Regions from separate parts of the Homo sapiens genome. Here region 1 is linked to region 2. Evidence: chromatin loops called from intact Hi-C (ENCODE). Cell type or tissue: endothelial cell of umbilical vein. All regions are shown on one strand. Links, peaks and the distances in the headings refer to the core of each region. The heading gives the core; the rest is flanking DNA. Region 1 holds the start of LOC105373426 (a long non-coding RNA gene). Region 2 overlaps NOL10 (nucleolar protein 10).

Evidence for each region. A loop is a pair of places that touch in the nucleus more often than their neighbours do. Peaks named below come from ENCODE experiments on the same cell type or tissue, not always from the same donor. Only the 100,000 strongest peaks of a DNase experiment are listed, where the experiment ranks them.
Region 1: a loop joins it to region 2, with 2.9 times the contacts of the local background. A loop is called at or near these places in 5 of 110 quality-filtered maps.

What each region holds. Positions count from the first base shown.
Region 1 is chr2:10,545,884-10,554,396 of GRCh38, reverse strand. LOC105373426 (a long non-coding RNA gene) reads left to right here and starts at 7,432. Exons shown (of 3, transcript XR_001739284.2): 1 at 7,432-7,548. RefSeq lists enhancers at 2,961-3,830, 5,573-6,444, 6,026-7,225, 7,315-8,186. In endothelial cell of umbilical vein, for the core only: no CTCF peak of the experiment used is centred there; DNase peaks (open chromatin) are centred at 3,646 and 5,646.
Region 2 is chr2:10,656,263-10,664,775 of GRCh38, reverse strand. It overlaps NOL10 (nucleolar protein 10), which reads left to right. Exons shown (of 21, transcript NM_024894.4): 9 at 1,732-1,817; 10 at 5,526-5,604; 11 at 6,885-7,034. Among named protein-coding and RNA genes, the nearest start is that of NOL10, 29 kb to the left of the region's middle. In endothelial cell of umbilical vein, for the core only: a CTCF peak has its summit at 4,581 (motif pointing right); a DNase peak (open chromatin) is centred at 4,655.

The sequences.
Region 1 (8,513 bases), core at 220-8,219, 110 kb after region 2:
TGTCCCTTTGTGTCTGGTTTTTTCACTTAATGTAGTGTTGTCGAGGAGTCTGTCCCTTTGTGTCTGGTTTTTTCACTTAGCGTAGTGTTGTCGAGGAGTCTGTCCCTTTGTGTCTGGTTTTTTCACTTAACGTGGTGTTGTCGAGGAGTCTGTCCCTTTGTGTCTGGTTTTTTCACTTAACGTGGTGTTGTCGAGGAGTCTGTCCCTTTGTGTCTGGTTTTTTCACTTAACGTGGTGTTTTCGAGGAGTTTGTCCCTTTGTGTCTGGTTTTTTCACTTAACGTGGTGTTGTCGAGGAGTCTGTCCCTTTGTGTCTGGTTTTTTCACTTAACGTGGTGTTTTCGAGGAGTTTGTCCCTTTGTGTCTGGTTTTTTCACTTAACGTAGTGTTCTTGAGGTTCACCGGTGTGGTAACAGGTATTCGAGTTTCATGCCTGCCCATGGCTGACTAGCATCTACTGTGTGACTGGGCCTCACTGCACTGATGCGTCCCTCTGCGGAGGGACAAGTGGGTCGCTTCCACCTTCTGGTGACTGTGAATAACACTGCTGTGAACATGGGTGTGCACTCTCTGTTGGAGTCTCTGCTTTCAGTTCTTTTGGATATATACCCGGGCGTGAAACTGCTGGGTCATAGGGTAATTCTGTGTTTAACTTTTTTTCTTTCTTTCGAGACAGAGTTTCTCTCTTGTTGCCCAAGCTGGAGTGCAGTGGCGTGATCTCGGCTCACTGCGACCTCCGCCTCCCGGGTTCAAGCAATTCTCCTGCCTCTGCCTCCCGAGTAGCTGGGATTACAGGCATTCGCCACACCTGGCTAATTTTTTGTATGTTTAGTAGAGATGGTATTTTGCCATGTTGGCCAGGCTGGTCTCGAACTCCTGACCTCAGGTGACCCACCCACCTCAGCCTCCCAAAGTGCTGGGATTACAGGCATGAGCCACGGCACCCAGCCTGGGCTTTTTCCTGTTGCTGTCATTGAGGAATTGTAGTTCTTTACATGTTCTGGAGAGGGACATCACATTCTATGTTTGATTTTTATCCATCTGTGCACACATATCCAGAAGCAGAAATTCAAGTGTAGGGGGGCTGTGGGGGGACTGAGAAAGGCTTATATAAAAGGCTTGGCAACAAAATCAAATCAGCCTTTGCAGAGGTCCCTGTTCCTTCCATTCCCAAGGGAACATTCCAGAAACCCCCACTGTGGGCTGGGCTTCTCAGTCTTTTCTCCATGTCCTGTTGCAAGCCCGAGAGCCCTGAGCCCATGGGCCTGTGTGGTGGTGGTCCACAGCCTCCAGGCCAGGGGAGGAAGGGTAGACCTTGCTGGGCTTGGGTGCTCACCCGCCAGGCTCCCATCCTCAGTGCCCCTGGGAACCCTGTCGGCATCGCCTTGAGTGCCCCTGCTGTCTGTCTCCGGCCCCCCTGGGTCAGCCCCTTCCTGAATGCCCCTTGCACCCATCCGTGCCCGTCTTCTCCAGGAGCAGGAATTCGGCCTGTAATGGATGCAGTTTTATTATTGAGGGAGGCAGTGAGTGTGGGTATCAAAAAGGAGAAAGAAACCCACCCGGCGTTCTTCCACAGTGCATGACGCGGCTGAAGGATACAGTGGACTTACCCACTTCAGTGACTCCCAAATTATTCATCAGATTCCTCGAATTGTACACACATCCCAATTCCTCATCTAGAGGGCGTTTTCCACCTGGCATCAGCTCCCAGGGATTTTGGCCTTCATTGTCACTGCTTGGCTGGGAAGGGGAGGTGACGAGCTGCATGCTGGTGGCAGATGCAAGTTGAATTTGAAGGCCCCCAGCTCCAGGACTGGATGTGGTGCCTGCCCCAGCCTGTGGGGCACCTTAAGGGCCCTGTGGCTTTAAGAGCCAAGGCCGGCTCTGTCCCCCTGCTCAGCCCAAGTTACTAGAAGGCCAAGGCAGAGGCCTCACAGCCTCAGAAGGAACCAGCCCTGCCCACACCTTGGTCTCTGGCCTCCAGAACTGTGAGACAGGATGTGCCTGCTGTTTAAGCCCCTGGTGTGTGGTGCTATGTGACAGCAGCCCTGGCAAACTCACATACCTGGAAGCCCTGGTTACAGCCACGTGGTTTGTTGAAGTGGAGCTTGGGGGCCTAAAGGAGGGGCTTCTGCTCTGCCTACAGCCCCCGAGCCCAGGGGAGTTTCAACAGTGATGCCCTCTAGGTTCTGGCAACAATTGCGTGTCCTCAGAGGTAGTGGAAGGGAGCACCTCGCATGGCTGATTGAGACTGGAAAACAAGGTCCTGGCGAGAGAGAGAGAGAGAGAGAGAGAGCAACAGAGAGAGAGCCCGAAGCCCACCCATGGGAAGCCCCCATCACAGACTTGGCCCCGCTTAGGCACAGACCTCTCCACGTTAGCGATGGAAGTTATCTGAGTCACACGGCAGCGGAAGATGTTAGCGGCGAATCCATACAGGGCTGCAGCAACCTCCTCAGAAGAACGAATTTGAGGGGCATGAGGCAGGAGAGACTGGGGCAAGTTTTAGGGCAGGAGTGAAAGTTTATTAAAAAGCTTTAGAGCTGGAATGAAAAGAAAGGAAAGTACACTTGGACGCGGGCCCAGCAGGCGACTCGAAAGACAAGTGCGACGCTTGACCTTTGACTTGGGGTTTTGTATGGTGGCCTGCCGGGGGCTTGCATCCATTCTCCCCGATTCCTCCCTCGGGATGGGCTGTCGCATGCACAGTGGCGGCCAGCGCTTGGGAGGGGAGCATGCGCAGTGTGCGCACTGGAGCTGTACACATGCTCCCTTGAGGCGTTCTTCCCATGCCAGTCGAATGTCCCTAGAATGTCATATACCGCTTATACTCCGCCATTTCACCTCTCGGTGCACACGTGTGAGCCCACCTGCCCAGCTCCTGAGGTCTCATGGGGAAGCTGCTGATGGCCAGCTTCAGGTGTTTTCTATTAGGAGACTGCCTTTCCCTGGAGCTGGCTGCAACCAATTATTATTATTATTGTTATTTTTAATTTAATTTTATTTTTTTGAAATGGAGTCTCTGTTGCCCAGGCTGGAGTGCAGTGGCGCGATTTCAGCTCACTGCCACCTGTGCCTCCCGGGTTGAAGCAATTCTCCTGCCTCAGCCTCCTGAGTAGCTGGGATTACAGGCATGCACCACCACACCCAGCTAATTTTTGTATTTTCGGTAGAGATGGGGTTTCACCATTTTGGCCAGGCTGGTCTCGAACTCCTGGCCTCAAGTGATCACCTGCCTCAGCCTCCCAAAGTGCTGGGATTAGAGGCATGAGCCACCACACCCGGCCCCATTATTATTTTAGAGAGACAGTCACCAACCGCCTGACCATCCCTTGATGGTCGCGGACACTCCTGGGGGGGTGGGGGTGCCTCTCCTGCCCTGCTCATGTCTGACCAGCCACCTTCTGTAACATGGGGAGCCTGAGTGCTGGTGGATGGAGCAGGGGCAGCCCCCAGCACCCGCTGCCACCTGGTGCTGGATGTCCCTCTTTCCCGAACTGAGGAACAAGCGGCTGTGGAACCAGTGATGGCGGCTTATTGCTTCCTGGATGGAGCGGGCTGGGTTTCCTTCCCGTCCCAGCACTGCCCCCACCCCCCACCCCCAGGGCAGCAGCTCCCTCCCTGGAAAAGGCTGAGGACACGTGTATCCTGGCAGCTGGGCTGAGGGTACATCCTCTTGATTGTTTGAAGGAAAGTTCAGGAGTAAATATGGAAAAAGCCAGCAGCGTGTGGCAGGCCGCCTGCCCAGGGGGTGTGGCCGGGCCCTGGGAGCGTGGCCCCCCTGCCACTGGCCTGGATGCAAGCCCCAGCTCCCCAGTGCCTGGGGCCTCCTCTCCACAGGGACACTGGGGTCAGGAGAGCCTGGAGAGCTACTGGGTCTGATGGAACAAAAGACAGCATTTTCAGGGGGTGCTGGGGGTCCCCATGGTCCACAGTAACCTGTTCCAAGGTCTGCCCCAGGGCCCAGAGAGCCTTGGGGATGGAAGCAGACAGTGGACAGTGGTGCCCGGGGAGGCCAGGCAGGGATGGGGCCCCACCATCCGGCCGCCCTCTGGGGGCTGGGAAAGGGGTTCAGTTGCTGCAGGTTTCTGGCCCAGTGCCCCTGGAGATCAAGCCCCAGTCCCTTAGCTGCCCCACTAGTCCTGCCTTGCAGCCTCACTGTCCCCATCTCTCAGGGTGCCTGCCCGTCACCACTGTACACACTGTCACTCGAGGCCCAGCACCACTCTCTGCACACTTTGTGGGCTATAAAGACCTACTTATTTTCCGTTTGTCAGCATCGCTCTGTGACTTGATTTAGAAGGGTCCTAGGATCCTAGGATGGGATCCCCTTCTCAGCCGACCCCCACATTCTCCCCACCTGGCACAGAGCAGGCACTCAGTTCAGGGCTGGGTTGCTGCATTTAATTATTCCTGGGTAGAAGTCTCGAGCAGGTTGAAGTTCAAGCCGAAAAAGAACCATGTACATTACAGGAATGCCAAATTGCCCGGGAGGGTGACAGCGCCTCTGGAGGGGTGCATTCAATCAAAAGGTGCGGGGACACACGGCCCTGGAGGGCCTCCAGCACTGAGATCCTGAGCGCCTTTGTGAGTGGGGCACACAGGCTGGGTGGCCTTCATCAGATGTGCCGTCTCAGAACCCGGGCACGGTCCAGTGTCTCACAGATGCCAGCTGCCTCCAGACGTCCGTGTCTCCTTTACCCCCACCACAGTGCACTATTTGCTGCTTGAAAATGCTTGTGATGCCTGCGTGCCTCTTCTCCCCTTCTTCCAGCTGGTACCCCAAAAGTGAGCACGTGCCCCTGGAGAAAGCGCCGCCTTCACGCCTCCCTGAACTCACTCAGTGCTGGACAAGGAGATGTGAGCAGAAGCAGTGTGTGCCACTTCTAGGAGTTCATGTCCTCAAGGGCGGAGCATCCCTTCCAGTCCCCACGGCTGGAATTTCAACGTAATGACCCAAGTTCCAGCAGCTGCAAGGACAGGTCCTGCACCCCAGGGAGGACACACTGAAACCGGGAGGAGCCTGATCCTTACGATGTCGGTGCCACTGCTGGAGGTGACAAGGAACCTCTGTGACATGAGAGGACAGGGCTTTGGATTTTTCTGCTAAATCTCCTACCTGATATAGTCAAATCACAGCACTGTCCGGGAAGGGAGACTGTTATGTTTCCTTGGAGGGGGAGTCCATATTTTACATTTATTTGTATTCTTTTTGTCATCTAGCACAGAGTAAGCATTTTGATCTGATTTGATCCAATCTTTTCAAATTCTGTTACTCAGGGAGTGACAAAATCTACACCATGCCTCCCTGCCGTCTCCAACATGCCCTGTTTTCTCATCGGCAAACTCCCTCTTAGGTTCCAGACGGGACTCTTTGGAAGGCTGCGGAGCTTGCTTTTGCCCCAGTTTCTGCTGATCTTGGGTCTGGATGACATCACCTCTCAGATCTGATCTTTCCAGATGGGACATCCACCCGGCAGTGGCTGCTTAAGGCATCTGCTGCCCGCCGACTGAGCATCTGAGCAAAGCCATGTGGCAAGTCAGAGTCCGAGAAAGGAAGGGCTTCCAGGAAGGAAGGGCTGGGGTCAGCCGGCAGATGCCGAGCCGCTCAAGGTGGGGAAAGCCGGCCTTCCGATGGGGCCCCGGGGCAACAGGACCGGGTCATCCCAGCAGAGGCGCACACGCGGCCAGGCTGCAAGCACTGAGGGCGCCTGGAGCAAGGAAAGCCACAGCAGCAAGGAATCACCCCTCGTCAGGGAAGTTCACAGCGATAGGAATGAAATAGAACAGTGGCTTCGGGAGCCACAAGGTGGGCTTTCCTTGGATAGAATCTAGAAGTGAAAAAGTGACGGCTCTTTTTCAACGAGTGGCAGCCACTTCTCCTTAGCCTGGGTCTGCTCTCCAGGCATTGCTGCGGGGAGGGGCAGGCACTATTTTTTCTTGGTACTACCCATCTGTATTGCTTATATTTTTTCAAAGCCTGTTTACCTACTCCTGTCATTTAAAAGAAAAACATTTTAAATAGATTCCTGAGCGGGTCATCAGACCAGGGGCCACCAATAAAAAAACTTGGAAATTCCACTTGCTCCAAGGACTTGGCTTTGGGGGGAAATGTCAGAATCAAAACAGGCAGCCGCAGATTTTGAATGGAACGGGTCTGGGACATGCCTTTCCTCTGAGCCTGAGGTGGTCCCAGGTCCCAGCACGAGCCCTTTGTTGTCACGTGACCAGGAGCCAAACCCTGCCTTCGGTTTTGTTTCCTGTGAAATAAGGCCCCGGGTGGCAGTGGCAGGGCGGAGGTGTGCTTTCGCAGTTGGGGGTGAAGCCAGGTAGTCACGAAGGTCAATTATAGGGCAGGGACAAGGCCACGGGGCCGTCTAATAATGAAAGGATATATGAGATTGTCTTTCTTTCTTTCCACACGCAGCTTACTCCTGTAGCTGCTGTGCTGAGCTCCATATGAAAAGGTTACTGACCACAGAGCTTTGGGTTAGTTCCTGGTGAGAACTCCAGGGTAGGGTGGGTAGGGGAAGCGTGCCTTCCGCCGTGGGACAGTGTCTCGGTGCCTGACTGTATTAGGGTTCTCCAGAGAAGCAGAACCAACAGGATGTATAGAGAGCAGTAGAAAGAGATTTATTATGAGGGACTGGCGTGTGATTACATAGGCCACGATGTCCTAAGATCTGCTGTCTGCACTGCACTGGGGATTCAGGAAAGCTGATGATGGAGGTCCCAGGCTGAGTCCAAAGGCCCTAGAACCAGGAGCTCTGACGTCGGAGGGCAGGAGAAATGCATGTTCCAGCTCAGGAGAAAAGAGAGACAATGGGCCTTTCCTCTGCCGCTTTGTTCTATGAAGCCTTCCTCGATGGGTTGGATGAGGCCCACCCGCAGGGAAGAGAGCGGATCTTCTTTACTGGGTCCCCTGATGGAAATGCCAATCGCTTTCAAAAACTATGCCCCCCACCCCGCCCCCCGCACTGACACACCCAGGAATAATGTTTTGCTGCTTATCTGAGCATCCCTTAACCTAGTCAAGATGACTCATAAAATTCACCACCGCGCTAACCCCAGGTGTGCTACATACCTTGAAGTGCTAAATACTGGATGAGATACTTTACTGCTGGGATCTAACAGCTTCTCATCCAACCCTAGAAAGCCCCTAGGATCTTCCTCCTCATGAGTGAATAGATTAAGGCTGACCAAGGTCTCCCAGCCCCTGAGTGGCCCAGCTGGAATTTGAGTTCGTGACTATCAGTCTTCAAATCTGAGTCGTGCCTACTCCAGGCTGATGCAGCCCTGAGCGGCTGAATGAGCTGGCAGGCGCAGGATGTGTCTACTGAGTTAAATCGAATGTACTGGAAGGGAGGGGACTTAGGACACATTATATTATTCATGCATTTTTGCACTTACTTATCAGGGACCTGCTGTGTGCACATTCTGATACTGAGCTCAGCAGAGGTACAAGAGAAATATACCGCCACGGCTTCCTTCAAAGAGCTCGCCGCATGGCTGGGAAGCAGTAGCAGGGAGGCTTCGCTCAGTGCAGACGGTAAGATCTGCGGGCCCCAGGAGAGAGAAAGCCTGCGCCTGGGGTATGGGGTAAAGGCATCATTCAAGAATATTTCCTGAAAGAAGTTGGGGTTGAGCTGCACAATATGGCATGAACAGGGCTCGAGTTCATGCCAAGAACTCGGGAATTTGTTACAAGGACTTTGTTTGGAACTTTGTTCCAAGAACAAAGGAAGAGCATTCCAAAAGGGGAAAATGGAATAAGCGAAGCACCAGAGATAGGTACGTGTAAGGCATATTCGGGGGGCAATAGATCAAACCGGCTGCAACAGCAAAGGCTGTGGTGGCGTCTAGTAAGTTTGGAGGATACCAATAGATAATTATTCAACATTTATTTATTTATTTAGAGACAGTCTTACTCTGTCGCCCAGACCGAAGTGCAACGGCAGGATCTCGGCTCACTGCAACCTCTGCCTCCCGGGTTCAAGCAATTCTTGTGCCTTAGCCTCCCAAGTAGCTGGGATTACAGGCTCCCACCACCATGCCCGGTTAATTTTTGTATTTTTAGTAGAGACGGGGTTTCACCATGTTGGCCAAGGTGGTCTCGAACTCCTGACATAAAGTGATCCACCCACCTTGGCCTCCCAAAGTGCTGCGATTATAGGCATGAGTCACCACGCCTGGCCTATTCAACCTTTAAAAAGAAAAATTCTGGGCCAGGCATGGTGGCTCACACCTATAATCCCAGCACTTTGGGAGGCCAAAGCGGGCGGATCACCTGAGGTCAGGAGTTCAAGACCAGCCTAGCCAACATGGTGAAACCCCGCCTGTACTAAACACACACACGCACACACGCACAAAAAAAAAAAAGAAAGAAAGAAAGAAAGAAAGAAAGAAAGAAAGAAAGAAAGAAAGAAAGAAAGAAAGGAAAGAAGAAAATTAGCCAGGCATGGCAGGTACCTGTAATCCTTGCTACTCAGGAGGCTGAGGCAGAAGAATCACTTG
Region 2 (8,513 bases), core at 203-8,202:
ACGCTTGAGTCCAGGAGTTCGAGACCAGCCTGGGCAACATGGCGACACCTCTTCTCTACCAAAAATCCAAAAATTAGACAGGCGTGGTGCATACCATAGATGCAGCTACTGGGGAAGCTGAGGTGAGAGGATGGATTGAGCCTACAAGGTGGAGGCTGCAATACGCTGTGATTGTGCCCTGCACTCCAGCTGGGCGACTGAACAAGACCTTGTCTCAAACACACAAACAACGACCCCTCATTTAAAAAAGTAAATTGCTTTTTTGTGGACACAATTCTAGTACATGTATATTCACATCATTCTTTGTAATGGCTAATACTCAGTTTAAATGGACGTACTACAGTTTCTCCATTCTGTTTTTTTTTGAGACAGTCTTGCTTTGTTTCCCAGGCTGGACTCGGCTCACCGCAATGTCTGCCTCCCAGGTTCAAGCGATTCTCTTGCCTCAGGCTCCCGAATAGCTGGGATTACAAGCACCTGCCACCATGCCCAGCTAATTTTGTATTTTTAGTAGAGACGGGGTTTCACCATTGGCCAGGCTGGTCTCGAACTCCTGACCTCAGGTGATCCACCTACCTCGGCCTTCAAAAGTGCTGGGATTACAGGCATAAGCCACCATGCCCGGCCTGTTCTGTTTTTTTGGGTTTTTTTTTTTTTTAGACGGAGTCTCTCTCTGTTGCCTAGGCAGGAGTGCAGTGGCACGCTCAGCTCGCTGTAGCCTCTGCCTCCCGGGTTCAAGCAATTCTCCTGCCTCAGCCTCCTAGTGTGTGGGATTACGGGCATGCGCCACTATGCCTGGCTAATTTTGTATTTTTTTTTTTTTTGGAGACGGAGTCTCGCTCTGTCGCCCAGGCTGGAGTGCAGTGGTGCGATCTCGGCTCACTGCAAGCTCCAGCCTCCCGGGTTCATGCCATTCTCCTGCCTCAGCCTCCCAAGTAGCTGGGACTAAAAGCGCCCGCCACCATGCCCGGCTAATTTTTTGTATTTTTTAGTAGAGACTGGGTTTCACTGTGTTAGCCAGGATGGTCTCGATCTCCTGACCTCGTGATCTCCCCATCTTGGCCTCCCAAAGTGCTGGGATTACAGGCGTGGCCACCGCGCCTGGCCGGGATTCTTCTTTTCATTAAAAAAAATTTTCCCCAGCTTTTTATTTTTAAAAAGTTCACATCTTTGTAAAAGTTTAGTGATATATATATTTTGCATTTTCTTTTCCCATAAAAATGTACATGTATTAAAAATGTTTTTTGAACCTTTTGAAAATAAGTTGCAGGCATTATGATATTTCTTCCCTAAATACTTTAAAATGGATTTCTTAAAAATAAGGACTTTTTCTATGAAATAAACAATGTTAATGTGGTTTATTTTTGTATGTGTTTTAAGGATTTCTTAGCAGCTTTTTTTTTTTTTTTGAGACGAAGTCTTGCTCTGTCGCTCAGACTGGTGTGCAGTGGCATAATCTCGGCTCACTGCAACCTCCACCTCCCGGGTTCAAGCAGTTCTTCTGCCTTAGCCTCCCAAGTAGCTGGGATTACAGGCGTGCACCACATACCCAGCTAATTTTTTGTATTTTTAGTAGAAACAGAGTTTCGCCATGTTAGTCAGACTAGTCTCAAACTCCTGGCTTCAGGTGATCAGCCCGCCTCGGCCTCCCAAAGTGCTGGGATTACAGGCATGAGCCACCATGCCCCGCCTTCTACAGCTTTTATTTAAAATTGTTTTTCATTTGCATAGGGTAGAGTGGAGTGCTGGGACCCAAGAACTCGAAACAGAGTTGGCCTGTTAGACTGCGCCTTAAACAGTGTCACAGCAGATTCAGAGTAAGTAGAAATTAATTTGCAATGTAAATGTTCATCAACTTTTAATTTAAGTAATGTGTCTATATTAAATTCAAATAAATTGCTACAGGATATCTGAAATTGTACTTTCCATGATTGTTTTTCATAAAGATCCTCTCCTGTAAAAGCTCACTAGTGAGTAAGCCAGATAGAATTTCTTTCCAAAATACTATACAGAAGGCCTTATTTCTTTAGTTGCTGTACGATTTTATTAAAACAATTACACTACAGGAATTTGTATTCCAATTTTGTAGAATCTAGTGATAGAACCAGGAGTCCACCACAAAGTCCACAGAGGTGTGCTTTGAATTCTAAGGTGGAAGGAAGCAAGTGTTTTTTTAATATTTTCTTGTTCCTGTTTGCCTAATTTCTACATTTAAACCAATCAGAAGAGTTTTCACTATTATACATCCATTTACAGTTTTATGATTATTTCCTGAGAAATGATACCTAGAACCTGAATTTCTGGATTAAATAGCATACATGTTTTGAAGGTTTTTGGTACATTGCTAAATTGCCCTACAGAAAACATAACCTCAGGTTAAATGTCTCCCTGCATGCCCAGAGCATACATTGCTCACTCTCCTCAGCCTGGGACGTCCATCACAGCACTGCTAATAATAAGTCTTAGAAAGAGCCTGAGGATATTGATTAAATAAAGCTTAGTAGAAATAGTAGCTGACAGATAGTGCTTTCTATTTGCCAGGTACTGGGTCTAAGTTCTTTACATATATTAACTTATTTAATACGACAGCCCTTTGCTGTAGGCACTGTTATTGTATTTATTTTATAGATGAAAAAAATATTCGTCAATGGCATACATGTTACTCAGCCTTTAGGAATTATGTTGCAGAAGCATATTTATTACTAGGGAAAGGTGGTCCAAATGCGCCTGTCAGTGGAAAAGCGAGCCATACTGTTGACTATAGAGTGTTACCACATTGTTATCAGAAAAACAGTGAACACAAGCATAGTCATAGGAAGAAGGCTGGGTGTATTCCAGAATGTAAAAACTAGAGGGTTTTTTTTTTTCCGATTTGCTTTTAGGTAATTTTATTTTTTAATTTTTTTTTAATGCTTAGCTTTTTCGTTTTTGTTTTCCCTACAAACCTTAGAAGCTGTCACTTCTAGGTGGAGCCCATACAATATGAGAAAGCAGTAAGTGTAAGTGTTGGATAGGGGAAGCAGGCTGTCATTATTTGCAGATGATGTAAGTTTCTCTGCCTGAGAAACTCAGGAGAGTAACTGAAAATCTATAAGAACTAATATAGACCAGGCACGGTGGCTCACACCTGTAATCCCAGCACTTTGAAAGGCCGAAGCTGGAGGATCACTTGAGGTTAGGAGTTCAAGACCAGCCTGGCCAACATGGTGAAACCCTGTCTCTACTAAAAATACAAAATTAGCCGGGCATGGTGGTGCATGCCTGTAATCCCAAGTACCCAGGAGGCTGAGGCAGGAGAATCGCCTGAACCCGGGAGGCAGAGGTTGCAGTGAGCCGAGGTCACCCCACTGTACTCCAGCCTGGGTAACAGAGTGAGACTCCATCTCAAACATAAATAAATAGGCTGGGCATGGTGGCTCATGCCTGTAATCCCAGCACTTTGGGAGGCTGAGGCAGGTGGATTACCTGAGGTCGGGAGTTTGAGACCAGCCTGACCAACACAGAGAAACCCTGTCTCTACTAAAAATACAAAATTAGCTGGGCGTGGTGGCGCATGCCTGTAATCCCAAGTACTTGGGAGGCTGAGGCAGGAGAATCACTTGAACCCAGGAGGCGGAGGTTGCAGTGAGCCAAGATCATGCCATTGCACTCCAACCTGGGCAACAAGAGCAAAACTCCATCACAAACAAACAAATAAATAAAGTGTTACCACATCGTTATCAGAAAAGCAGTGAACACAAACATAGTCATAGGAAGAAGACTGGATGTATACCCGAGTGTTAAAACTAGGGTTTTTTTTCTGATTTGGTTTTAGGTAATTTTACTTTTTTTTTTTTTAATGCTTTGCTTTTTTTTTGTTTGTTTTCCCTACAAACCTTATAAGCTGTCACTTCTAGTGGAACCAATACGAGAAGGCAATAAGTGTAAGTGTTGAATAGGGGAAGCAGGCTGTCATTTCCAGATGACATAAGTTTCTGTGCCTGAGAAACTCAGGAGAATAACTGAAAATCTATAAGAACTAATATAACAGTTAAATAAATTGGTTATAAAATGTTCAAAAATCAGTGACCTTGTCAGCACTATCCAGTTAAAAAGGTTATAAATGGAAAAACATTCTAATAACAACAAAAATTGTAAAACTCGATAAGAACATATATGGGCCAGGTGTGGTGGCTCACACCTGTAATCCCAGCACTTTGGGAGGCCAAGGCAGGCAGATCACTTGAGATCAGGAGTTCAATACCAGCCTGGGCAACATGGTGAAAACCCATCTCTACAAAAAAATACAAAAATTAGCTGGGAGTGGTGGCACACATCTGTAGTCCCAGCTACTCGGGAGGCTGAAGCAGGAGAATTGCTTGAACCGGAAGGTGGAGGTTGCAGAGAGCTGAGATCATGCCACTGCACTCCAGCCTGGGCGACGGGAGTGAAACCCTGTCTCCAAAAAAAATATGTGAAGAAAATGACAAAGGAATAAGTAGAGAAGTATATCACTATACTGAAAGAAATGATTAAGTATACTTTGAAGAGTAAGTGACTAAAGTTGCTGTGCATATGAGGCTTCGAGGTTCCCACAGGTGCCCCAGCGCAGTTACAGGCTCAAGCTCTAGGTGGCAGAAGAGACCTGATGATGCCGACAGCCAACAGCCAGGACTCTAGGTCCTGGGCCAAGGGCATGTGGACGATAGGATTGATAGTGATATTGTCCACTTCTGACTCATCGCCTAGCACTCTTTCCACTGGAGATCATTGCTTTTGGTGCTGATTGTCTTGGTTGGTATGTGAGAAGCATATTCTAGAGTCGTGGCCATAGCATTCACTCTGTCTTTGGTACTTTCAGAGGCTCTAGGGTCCCCATTTGAGGATTAGTCTTTTATTTTAGCTGAACTTGGCTAATTTTAAAGTGGAAATGGTGTACCCATGTCCAAACAAAACTATGTCTTCTTAAGTATGAAAGGGGATGTTTCTATAAATACCTTATTCTGGCTTAATTAAAATGGAAGAAAGTAGATTACGTTTTGTATATAAAGTGTAACTTTGATTATGAAAGTTTGAATAAAATTACTATTTACTTACTATTTTTGAGACAGGGTCTTGCTCTGTTGTCCCAGCAGAGCTCCACTGCAGCGCAGTGGAATGATCACAGCTCACTGCAGCCTTGACCTCCCAGGCTCAAGCAGTCTCTTGCCTCAGCCACCCAAGTAGCTGGGACAACAGGTGTGTGCCACCACAACTGGCTATTTTTTTTTTTTTTAATTTTTTGTAGAGATGGTGTCTCACTGTGTTACCCAAGCTGGTCTTGAATTCTTGGCCTCAAGAAATCCTCCCACCTCAGCCTCCCAAAGTGCTGGTATTACAGGTGCGAGTCATCTTACCAGGCTGCAGTTACCTTTTAAACAGAAGCCTAGAAATGTGATTCCTCCCCCCCCCCCCCATTAGATTTGAAGTGAAGACTAATAATGAACTTGTTACTTGGAAGGAGGTTTGGCCGTATATTCATGAAGCATGAATATTTTGCTTTTCAGGATAAACAGTTTACCAACAATCTCTGCTTTGAAATTTAATGGTGCCTTGACCATGGCAGTTGGAACAACCACAGGGCAGGTAAATATGTTTAATTTGGAAACCACATGTAAGTTGGTATTTCAGTGGTGTGTGTATGTGTCATGAGAAATACACTGCAGGAACAGAAAATGAGATCATACTATTTTAGCCAGACCAGAGGGTATTCCAGAATGCTGGATTCTTCCACACCTTGAGAAATCTTGACTCTTGCCTTGGTCAGTCTGCAGTGCTGTGGACTTAGAGCTGCAGTGGGATAGGCCTGCACCACCACACCTGGCTAATTTTTTGACTTTTTGTAGAGACAGGGTCTCACTGTGTTGCCCAAGCTGGTCTTGAACTCCTGGGCTCAGGCGATCCCCCCACCCTTGGCCTCACAAAGTGTGGGGATTACAGGCGTGAGCCACCGGGCTTGGCCATAGGTATTCTCTTGTTAGTGGTTTGGAACAGCATTTTTCAGAGTCTATGCAACAGAATTCTGTGGTCAGACAGTCTTGGGAGTCTGCCAGACTTTTACTCTTGAAGATTGACAGTGGGTTTCAATACTGTTTTAATGAAGGCTCTCAGGAATTCTTGCAGACAAGAAATATGTTTAATAAATATTTCCAAAATTTGTGTGTTCAAGGAACTTTTTTTTTTTTAATATAGCATCATTAACTATAGCACATGCCATGAGTGGTCAGCAGAACATGCATTAGCAGTGCTAGTCTGAGGAGTACTTCTTTCTTTCCTTCAAGGCAGAGCCTGTACACTTGCCTCCTACAAGAGGTCTGAAACCCTGCCTTGGAGGATTTACTTTCTTTGTCATCATGGGCTAGAGGGCATCTGTCACCTGGGACTTAATCCTAGGGGAGCTTTCCCAGGCTTCCTTGCCTCTAGTGACGGGTCCGAAGAGATTCTCCCTTCTCCCAAGAAGTCATAGCCTTGCCACCACCATCTGTCTTGATCTACTAGGACTGTTCCTGATTATGTCTTTCATTTTTGTTTATATCTGTTGCTATGACACTGCCTGGTACATAGGCCCTCAGTATATATTTGTTGAACAAATTAAATTCTTATGGGCTTTCATTTTTTGTTCTTTCTTAGTATGTTCAGTAGCTCTTACAAATTAATCTTGGGGTTGAATTCATAAAATGTATACTCTAAGGATTATTTAAGAGATCTTTCTGGAAAGAATCTCAAATCTCAGCACCTTGAGTAAGGGTGTTCATTGTGTTCATAACAAAGCGATGAAGCAAATGGCTGCCATTATTCTCACTTAGAAATATTTCCTTTGAAGATAAAATGTCTAGTTTGTTTAAACAGAAATAATTTTTTTTCAGGTTTTATTATATGACCTTCGATCTGATAAGCCATTGCTAGTTAAAGATCACCAGTATGGGCTGCCCATTAAGTCCGTTCATTTCCAGGATTCATTAGATCTGATTTTGTCTGCTGACTCTCGAATTGTCAAGATGTGGAATAAGAACTCCGTATGTATTTTTGGTTGAAATTACTTGCTTCTTTATTTGCAGGTGTTCCGAATGATCCTTTCCTCTCCCTTTCCTTTTTTATGTGGGTTATTGGGAAAGAGATACTGAATATACATTTGGGAACTTAGCGGGAGGTCAGTTACTTTTGGATAGATAATATCCATATTTAGATAAGATACTCATGATTGCTTTCCTTCTGTTAAGTTTTCCCAATTATCTAGAATTGGCATGCATTTTAGATGTTAAGTTAGGTAGAGAGAAAATAGTGGTTTACAAAAGTTGATCTATGACCCGAGAAACCCCCTAGATATTGAGATTCCCTCACAGGTGTAGGAAAAGTCTTCAGAGCTACTAATTATCCTTCCATGCATGTTGGTATTATTACATATCTCAAATTCATACTTTTCCTATTTGATTTTTTTTTTTTGAGAGAGTTTGCTCTGTCGCCCAGGCTGGAGTGCAGTGCCATGATCTCAGCTCACTGTAACCTCCGCCTCCCAGTTTCAAGCAATTCTCGTGCCTTAGCCTCAGAGTAGCTGTGATTACAGGTGCATGTCACCATGCCCAGCTAATTTTTGTATTTTTAGTAGCGATGGGGTTTCATCATGTTGGCCAGTCTGGTCTTGAACTCCTGGCCTCAAATGATCCGCCTGCCTCGACCTCCTGAAGTGCTGGGATTACAGGCGTGAGCCACCTCACCTGGCCTTAAAAGCTATATTTCTTAAGAATATTTTGATGGTCCTTCTCCTCAGCTCTAAATGTCATTTGAAATGTAACAAAATCCTATATTGCTGGTTTTAATCTGTCTTCTGCTTTTCATTTTTCATTTTAAAACCTAAGTATTTTGAGAGAATAGTAAAGAGTTGATCAAATAAATGGGAAAAATGCATTCAGTATAGCTATGTTTTTAAGAGTTCTTTGCATTTAATTCATTAGAAACTTAGCATTTTTAGTTTAAAAACAGATCACTTTTAAAAAATTCCCATTTGTGATGAAGTCGGGTGGACGGCCCACCAGCCTGAGCAGTTCGTGCCTAAGCGCAAGTGCCCGTCTATTCCGTGGGGGCTGCCTGTGCCCAGGCACACACGCTGCAGACAGCCCCTCACAGTTCAGCTGCCTGTTGAGTCTCTGGCTTTCTGGGCTGTTACTTTGGTTTTTTAAATTTCATTTTGTTAATTCCTGAAGTATGGGTCTTACTTGGCTTCTTTTCCTTTTTTCTCTGGATCTGTCCTGGAGACCAGAGCTGTGTTCTACATCCCTGAGGCCCTCACCTAATTCATAGGTTCTGGTGACTTTGTTTATGTTACAGAGAAGAACATAAAGAAAAGACAGGCTTTCAGTCTTTCTAAATTCTTGGAAGAATTGCCCTGATGATTGCCCAGGAAGTGTCTATGCTGTCTGCTTTGTTGGCTTTGAGTTTGAAGGATTTTGAGGGCTTTTTTAAGGAAGATTCATGATCTTAGACCAGAACTTTCTCTG